Regions from separate parts of the Homo sapiens genome. Here region 2 is linked to region 1. Evidence: chromatin loops called from intact Hi-C (ENCODE). Cell type or tissue: mammary epithelial cell. All regions are shown on one strand. Each heading gives the region's core, and the rest is flanking DNA. Links, peaks and the distances in the headings are about the cores only.

What was found. Hi-C counts contacts between places; a loop is a spot of excess contacts. Peaks named below come from ENCODE experiments on the same cell type or tissue, not always from the same donor. Only the 100,000 strongest peaks of a DNase experiment are listed, where the experiment ranks them.
Region 2: it touches region 1 in a loop (6-fold over the local background); 1 of 110 quality-filtered maps calls a loop at or near these places.

What each region holds. Positions count from the first base shown.
Region 1 is chrX:16,482,797-16,487,204 of GRCh38, forward strand. No RefSeq gene overlaps it. Among named protein-coding and RNA genes, the nearest start is that of MIR548AM, 140 kb to the right of the region's middle. In mammary epithelial cell, for the core only: no CTCF peak of the experiment used is centred there; a DNase peak (open chromatin) is centred at 1,745; H3K27ac peaks cover 327 bases.
Region 2 is chrX:16,550,277-16,554,684 of GRCh38, forward strand. No RefSeq gene overlaps it. Among named protein-coding and RNA genes, the nearest start is that of MIR548AM, 75 kb to the right of the region's middle. In mammary epithelial cell, for the core only: no CTCF peak of the experiment used is centred there; a DNase peak (open chromatin) is centred at 2,465; H3K27ac peaks cover 842 bases.

The DNA of each region.
Region 1 (4,408 bases), core at 226-4,225:
CTAGCCCTTCCAGCTGAGGCCAGGCATGTATGTATGCCATCTTAGTCAGTCCATCCCAAGCTGAGCTCCCAGTTGAATACAGCCAACACCATGTCTAGCAGAAGAACTACCTAGCTGAGCCCAGTGAATCCACAGAATCCATGAGAATTAATAGACTGTTATTGTTTTAATCCACTAAGGTTTGAGGGAGTTTTTATACACAGCAAGAGATAACTGAGACAACTCTGGTTATCAATTCAACCAATCTCACTCAAGGATTTCAACAAATCTGCATCCTAGATAGCCTTTTAATTTTCCTAGTTTTTATGTTTAAGCTGTTCTTTTGTTACTTGACTGTTCTATATTGATCTCAGTCATGCATTCCAGACAGTTTTGATTTCAAATATTATCCCCCATAGTTCCCATAAAAACAATCAAACTTATTAGAGCTTACTTTAGGATCAAAAACTCTGATCACTTTATCTATATTATTCCCTTAATAGAGTTAATACCTAAACTTCCTCTTTGATTCTGAAGATACTTTGGATTTTATTATTGGCCTGATTTTTAAATTTTTACTTTGAAAATTTCTGGGTCTGTATTTGCAGTGATAATTTCCTTTTGAATGTGTTTTTTGCAAGTTTATTCATGCTTTTCAAATGTAAATTCACTGATGTGAGAGCAATATGTATTCAGACAATAGCATTCATCAGATGTCACTGCTGAACTGGAAGGATTCCCCAGGGTTTAGTTCTAATCCTTCTCCCTTCCTTACTCTATAGAATCTCTGTGTGACTTTATCAATGTCAATGACTTCAATTATCATCTTTAAATGATGACTGTCAAATCCAGACTTCCCATTTGGACTTCCCCACTGACAGTCAGATACAACTCCAACTGCCCACCAGGCATCTCCACTTAAATGCTCTACAGACTTCACAAACTTCTCTCCAAAATGAAATTCCTTGTCCTCCAAAACTTGCTCTTCCTCCCTTAATCTTTTGCTCAATCAATAGTAGCAGCATCCATCCAAAAATATGGCATGTGGGTCTCCTCACCCAATTATGAGCCCTAGGTCCCATTCATTTCCATATCCCCAAATCTTAGCACAGGACCTAATACACAGTAATGATCACTTTTTTTTTAAATTAATAACTGAATGAACAATGAGGTTCTGGTTACCTCAATAAGAAATATCAGCTGTTGTCTAACCCAGATGTGCCAATACTTTTAGCACTATCTAGTCTTATTCAAGGCAAGACTTCCACTAACAGAAAGAGGCAGAACTAAATGGGTCACCATAGGCCACATGCTTGAAAAAGTCTTGACCTCAACATGCTTATGAAGTACAGCCTTCCTTATCAGGACTGATGTTAATTTGAACAGGTTGCATGATGAACCTATTCCCTCAGTTCCTGAGCCCCTGCTGCACCCAAGCCCTGTTCTGAGCAAAGCATGTCACCTTCCTGATTTCAGAAATGAGACCTCTTCCTGGTCATTCATGCTACCATAACCCCAAGATAGTCTTGTACTCTACAGCTGCACCATACCAAATAGCTCCACCTTCTGGGATACAAGCTTTTAACATTTTTTCCCCAAATCACAAATTTCCAGCCAGGTCCAAGTAGTTCAATGCCAACTCAGTTGAAATCTGTGATTTCTTTAAGGCACTGTGTTGCAGATGTTAATTCCTCTTTATTCCTGAGTCATATGTGCAGACCCAAGTCCTGGCTGATTCACTGTGCACCACTTCCTCTCTCAGTAGCTCTACAAGTACAACCTGCTTCAAAGCCAAACCAGTCTGAGTCACAGGCATTTTAAGTTTGTCTTTGTAGCCTAAATGTCTCATTCTCTTGGTAGGATCATGACTGACAGCTTGTGAACAACATTTTTTAGTATTTATTTCTACAATAACTGCTTTTGTACTCCCAGATTAATTTGTAGCATCTTCAATAATAAATTATTTGATCTGGCAACTTCTTTATGAAATCAAGCACAGTCCCACATATCCATGACATACCCTCTGGGTTTATAATCCTAGACGCTTAAACATAACTACTTTTTTTCATTCAAATACATTTGCTTTTCTGGAGTTGGGGGTGATTATAATGGTTCATTCAAAATACTTTTTAGTAAAACAGTACTTCCCAATTTTGTAACATCTGAATAAAAAAGCTATTTAATCTCCCTGAAAACATTTTTTGGCATTAAAATTCCTTATATCCATTTACATAACGATGAGGAAAGCTCAATGAAACTACCAATCTATTTAACATCTCATGTTTGATGAAGCACATTAAAACATGTATGTACGGTCAAAAGACAGGTTATTTCACTACCAGACCATGTCATACTACTTCTCTAACAAATTCTTATCACCTTCTTCCTGTCCTTTGCTTTTCCGTACAGTCTATACAACTACATCATTACAAATTGAATAAACTAAGAAGGATGTATAAGATTTAACACATTAGTGAAATGTGAATTATATATAAATCAATGCCAATGTGCTAACAGCAAAGATCTTAACAGCTCTACTTTACTTATAGAGTAAAATAAACATATTAACAATTTACATGAGAATGGTTGAAACTCAAAAACCTGAAAACAAAAATTTGGTTTAGCAATCTTTTTATTAAAGTCTAAAATTAATCTTTGGATCTCCCTATCAAAATCCCAGCTGGCTTTTGTTTTTTCCAGAAGTTGACAAGTTGATTCTAAAATTCATATGGAAATGCAAGAGACTCATAATAGTCAAAACAATCTGAAAAAGAAGAACAAAGTTGGAGGACTCACACTTCCCAATGTCAAAACCTACTTTAAAGTTATAGTAATCAAGATGGTGTCGCACTGGCATACGGATAGACACATAGGCCAATGGAATAGAATTGAGAGTCCAGAAATAAACCCTTACATTTATGGTCAATTGATTTTTGACAAGGGTGCCAAGACAAATCAATGGGGAAAAATAGTCTTTTCAACAAATGGTGCTGAGACAACATGCAAAAGATTGAAGTTGGACTTCTTCCTCACACTATATGGAAAAATTAACTTAATGTGGATCATAGACCTCAATGTAAGGGCTAAAATTATCAAGCACTTAAAAGAAATAGGAGTATATCTTCCTGACCTTGGGTTAGCCAATGATTTCTCAGATATGACACCAAAAGCACAAGTGACAAAAGAAAAAATAGATAATCATGTATCTAACTGGTATCCTTAATGTATAAAGAATTCCTACAATTCAATAATAGAAAGACTAATAACTCAATTTAAAAATGGGCAAAAAAATTGAATAGACATTTCTCTGAAAAGATACACAAATGACCAATAAGCACATGAAAAGTTATTCAACATCATTAGTCATCAGGGAAATTCAAATCAAAAGGATAATAAGATAGTATTTCACACCCAGTAGGATGGCTGTAATCAAAAAGAGAGACAATAACAAGTGTTGGTGAGGATGTGGAGAAGCTGAAACCTTCCTCATACACTGCTGGTGAGAGTATAAAAGGGCACAGCTGCTTTGGGAAACAGTTTGACAATTCTTCAAAATGTTAAATATAGTGTTACAAATGACCTAGAAATCCTACACCTAAGTGTACACTCAAAAGAAATGAAAATACATGTCCATACAAAAATATGTATGTTCACACCAGCACTATTCATAATAGCCAAAAAGTAGAAACAACCTAAATGTCCATCAACTGACAGTTGGTTAAATAAGAAGTGCTATACCCACACAATGAAATATTACTCAGCAATAAAAAGAAATGAAGTATTGATTAGTGAACCTTGAAAACATTATGCTAAGTGCTAGTTGAAAGAATCCAGTCACAAATACCGCATACTAATATGATTCTGTTTCTAGGAAATGTCTACAATAGGCAAATCTACAGGGACAGAGTGTAGATTAGTGATTTCTTAGGGCTAAAGGATGTAATGGGGTGAGGAATGAGGAGTGATTTTTAATGGGTACCAAGTTTCTTTTAGCAGAATGAAAGCATTCTCAAGTTAGATTGTGATTGTGATTCTACACCTATTTTAAATAGGTGAAAATAACAAAAAAAATTAATTATACACTTTAAATAGGTGAATTGTATGGTATGTAAATTATATCTCAATATAGCTGTTAAAAAATAAAAGTAATTTTCTTCCCACTTCTTGTCACAATTCATTATGAAATCTGAACCAGGGAGTTCATTAAAAAGGAAGTTTCATGAACTTCCTTTTTTCCCTCAATAGGTTTTATTTGTAGCTGAACATTCTGTAACTGAAGTGCCTGCTAAATTGATTCTGTTCCTCTTCATGGGGCAAATTTCATCAAATTTTCCTTCAATTGTTCTTTCCCTAATATAGATCAGTACTCTTGTATTTAGAAGATGCAGTTCCAAATGATTCCTCACTTATACCCTGGGTAGTATGTAAT
Region 2 (4,408 bases), core at 83-4,082, 67 kb after region 1:
AGCCTGGGGTGTGACCTCCTGCCGCAAAGAAGCCCCACTCCACCAGTGTGGCTGGAGCACACATCTTGCTTGAGTTAAAATATTAGACTAAAAGTAAATCATGCCATCCCTTCCCCACAAACAGATCATATTTAGAGTTCCCCCTCACATTCTCCTACCTGCTTCATTTTAAAATAAAGGTATTGTCACAGCCTGACGCCCCTCACCAAAAAAAAAAAAAACAATGTGAACAGCAGGTGTTGCAGCAAAGAAAAAGTTAAATAATCTCAGGGCTGGCCAAGTGAGAAGAACAGGGAGAAATTTCTCAAGCCTATCTCCCTGAGAATTCAGAGGCTAGGGTTGTTTAAGGGCACTTTGGTGGGCAGGGGATTAGGGAACTGGAACAATTGATTGGCTGGGGATGAAATCACGGGGTGGCCTAAAATTCTTTAAGCAGGTGAGTCAGTTCCCAGGAGTGAGGGGGTTCTCAGGACCAGGTGGTACCTCTTGGTCTACTGAAATGAAAAATCTGAAAAGTATCTCAAAGACCAGGTCTTTAGGTTTCACAATAATGATGTTATCTATAGGAATAGTTGGGGAAGTTACAAATCTTGTGACCCTGGTTACGTGACTCTGGGGCAGTAAGCAACTCACAGGAAAACACATTAAGCGATAGCAGGTCATTGTTTAACTGTGCCTATTCTTTATCAAACTCCAAGCCCCTACCATAATTTTAACCTTGCCTTATGAATGCAGCTTCAATCTCCGGACAAGGAGGGAGGTCAGTTTCCCTTGCTTCGAAATTCAACTGTCCACTAAATCCCTCTCGTAATTATCTTGGCTGCTGTGCTAGAATAAGCAAAACAAAAACAGAAACAAACAAACAAAAAAACAATTTAGCCTGTGAGGTTAGAAGCAAGATGGAGTCAGTCATGTTAGATTTACCTCATTATTTATAACTCTGCAAAGGCAGTTTTAGCATTGAGAAAAGAATGTTTTCCCAAAATAGTTCCCTTTCACAGTTTTGCAGTTTCTGGTTTAGCCCCAATCTTCTCTAGATAAAACTGGATTTGTCCTTAGGAGGACAGAGGAGAGGTTAAAACAGTCAAGGAGCACTGATTCTTGGCCCTGAGTGGAGATTGAGAGAACAAATCAACACTCTCCTTCCTTTCCACTAACCCTAACCTCCTCCATCTCCATGCATCCTCTGTCCCAGGTAAGGGTAAAAGCCTGCTGGTGCTCCTAGAACCATTTCTGTAAGAAAATCCAGGTAATAAATAGGGGCTGCATCCCCAAATCTCACTAAAACAAGAAAGGAAAATAGATGCTAATGTTGGTAAAGTCTTGAGGCTTCTCACTCACTGGGAGTCTTGCTATTTGAGAGTAATGTAATCTCTCTCTTCTCTAAGCACCAAGGTGGTGGTGGTTGTGCTACTGCACCCCAGACCCCAAGTTCTTTGGCACTTATGTAGGTAGAAATTTACACCAGGCCAAGATTTTCTCAGGCAAGGTTTGATAGGCTTGTGCCTCCAGCCCACAAGGGAGCAGCATACAGGAAAGGGATCCCGAGGGAATCAGCTCTTGTCATTTTAAAGAAGTTGAGGTGGGAAAAGGGACGTTTAGGTGGGGTCCAAGCATGTTTAGGTGGTGTATTAGTCTGTTCTCACGCTGCTAATAAAGACATAACCAAGACTGGGTAATTTATAAAGGAAAGTGGTTTAATGGACTCATGGTTCCACATGGCTGGGGAGGCCTCACAATCATGGTGGAAGGTGAAGGAAGAGCAAGGACACATCTTACACGGCAGCAGGCAAGAGAGCTTGTGCAGGGGAACTCCCATTTATAAAACCATCAGATCTCATGAGACTTATTTACTGCCGCAAGAACAGTATGGGGGAAACCACCCCTATGATTCAATTATCTCCACCTGGCCCTGCCATTGGCACATTGGGATTATTACAATTCAAGCTGAGATTTGGGTGGGGACACAGCCAAACCATATCAGGTGCGGTCTTTTCTATGCTTGCATAGTGGGACGTTGTGCTCTAACATGCATTGCATGACCAGAAAATGGCAGATAAGACCCACCTTGGGCAGAGAGTTAAGTATTACAGTGAAAGTATAATGAAGAAAAAGTTGATGAAAGGTTGGCACTGGAGTCCATCTTGTCTTCAGGCAGCTGAATTTGGTCAGGTCCTTATTGGGAATGCCAGAGTCTTGCTTAAGCAACCTCAGAAAGCATCACTCAAAGAGATAAATGGTTTGGTTCTTCCTTTTATGGTTAGGAACTCAGCCTGGTCAGCTAAATTAGGAGAGGTCTCCCTTCCTGCTACATGACTTGGATCGGTTTGTTAAGGGAGGCAAAAAGGCAGAGGAGGAATATGCTGGGACATGTGAGGCCACTGGGACCTGGGTTACCAAGCCACCTGTCTGCCAGGACTGAGTTTCTTCCCCATACCACCTCAGTTGGGGGAGAGAAGGATGTTAGAAGTTCCATTGTTGAGTAATTCTGGATGGACTCGTAATCCTGATTCACTCAGAAAATATGAAGATAATCTGATTCAAATTTCAAACCTGCTCTGCCATTGCTTTGCTGTATGACGAAATCAAAACCTGGAAAAGGGGATTGATATAAGAGACAATGGTGTATAACCAATTCAAAGGTTACACTGAGTATCTGTTAAATTATATAAAATTGTGCTGGATGCAGTGGCACACCCCATGTTCCAGCTACCTGGGAGGATTGCTTGAGCCCAGAAGTTCCTCCTGGGCAACATAGTAAGACACCATCTCTACAAAAAATTTTTTAATAAAAATTATATAAAATTGATTAACCTACTTTTAATACTTTTTCTTCTCTCCAACTAATCTTGAATCAGAGGCTTTCAGTAGTCACAGAGCAAGAAGAATTTCCATATTCAAAATGTTACACTTAAAATGTTGGAAATGTTTAGAATATTAAGTGATTAAACAAGCACTATTTCCTTGTTTAATTACATATAGCGTAAAGTGAATATTACCTTCAGATATTCAAATAAAAGACACAAAACACTGAACATAAGGGCAGTCAAGTTTTGATTACCTATATTCATGGGGAAAAAAAGGTGACCCAAATAATGGAAAATTAGAATATATTTCTGGAAGGAAAGACAAGTGTCAATTCTTCTAAAACTAATATATAAAATCCATTCAAATCAGCGGGAAGATGAGAATTTTTTAATGCCTGAAACAGTTTTCAAGTTCATATGGAAGAATAAATGTAAGAAAATAAAGCCAAAGAAAAATTAAAGAAAAATGGTAAGTGGATAGTATACCTTTCCAGATTTAAAACTTACTGTAAAACTCATTGTATAGTATCTGCATAGGAAGAGACAAATAGATGGCAGAACCAAGAATGGAGAATTCAGAAACAGATTCAAGTAAATATGGAACCTTACTATACAACAAGGATGGTATTGCAATTCATTTTTAAATAAATTGTGCTAGTATAAATGGTTTTTCATCTGAAAAGAAAAGTTATATCTCTACCTCACATTATATTTTTTTAAATTCCAAATGAGGATTACTGTTTTATGTGTAAAGAGTCTCAAAAATATTAGAATAAAAGAGAATCAATGGATAACCTTAGAATATGATCACCCTTCCTAAGCAAGACTCTAGTTCCAGTAAAAGCTACCATCTCATCTCACCTGGATTACAGCAATAAACTCTTAACAGGCCTGCCTGCATCTACTCGTGTTCCCTATAAAAGATTCCCCACACAAGTGATCTTTAGAAAACCCTGTGCAACTGGACACAGCAGGATCTCCTGTGGTTATGTTCTCCTTTCCATCCTTAAAGTTGTATATTTGTGCTTTTTCTCTTTGTTTGTTTTCTTGAACTTTTGGTCTTTATTTAGTTTTTTTAAATTGTATCTTTGTTTTCTATTTTATTTTTATTAATGCTTTCTTTATACTTTTATATCCAAGGGAATATAAATTGTTCTATCATAAAGACACATGCACAAGTATGCTCATTGCAGCACTATTCACAACAGCAAAGACATGGAATCAACCTAAATGCCCATCGATTCTAGACTGGATAAAGAAAATGTGGTACATATACACCATGGAATACTATGCAGCCATAAAAAAAAAAGAATGCGGTCATGTCCTTTGCAGGAACATGGATGGAGCTGGAGGCCATTATCCTTAGCAAACCAACGCAAGAACAGAAAACCAAATAACACATGTTCTCACTTTTAAGTGGGAGCTAAATGATGAGCACACATAGACACATAGAGGGGAACAACATACACTGGGGCCTACTGGAGGGTGGAGGGTGGAAGGAGGGAGAGGATCAAGAAAAATAACTATTGGTTACTGGGCTTAATACCTGAGTAATGAAACAATCTGAACAACAAACCCCTGTGACATGAGTTTACCCATGC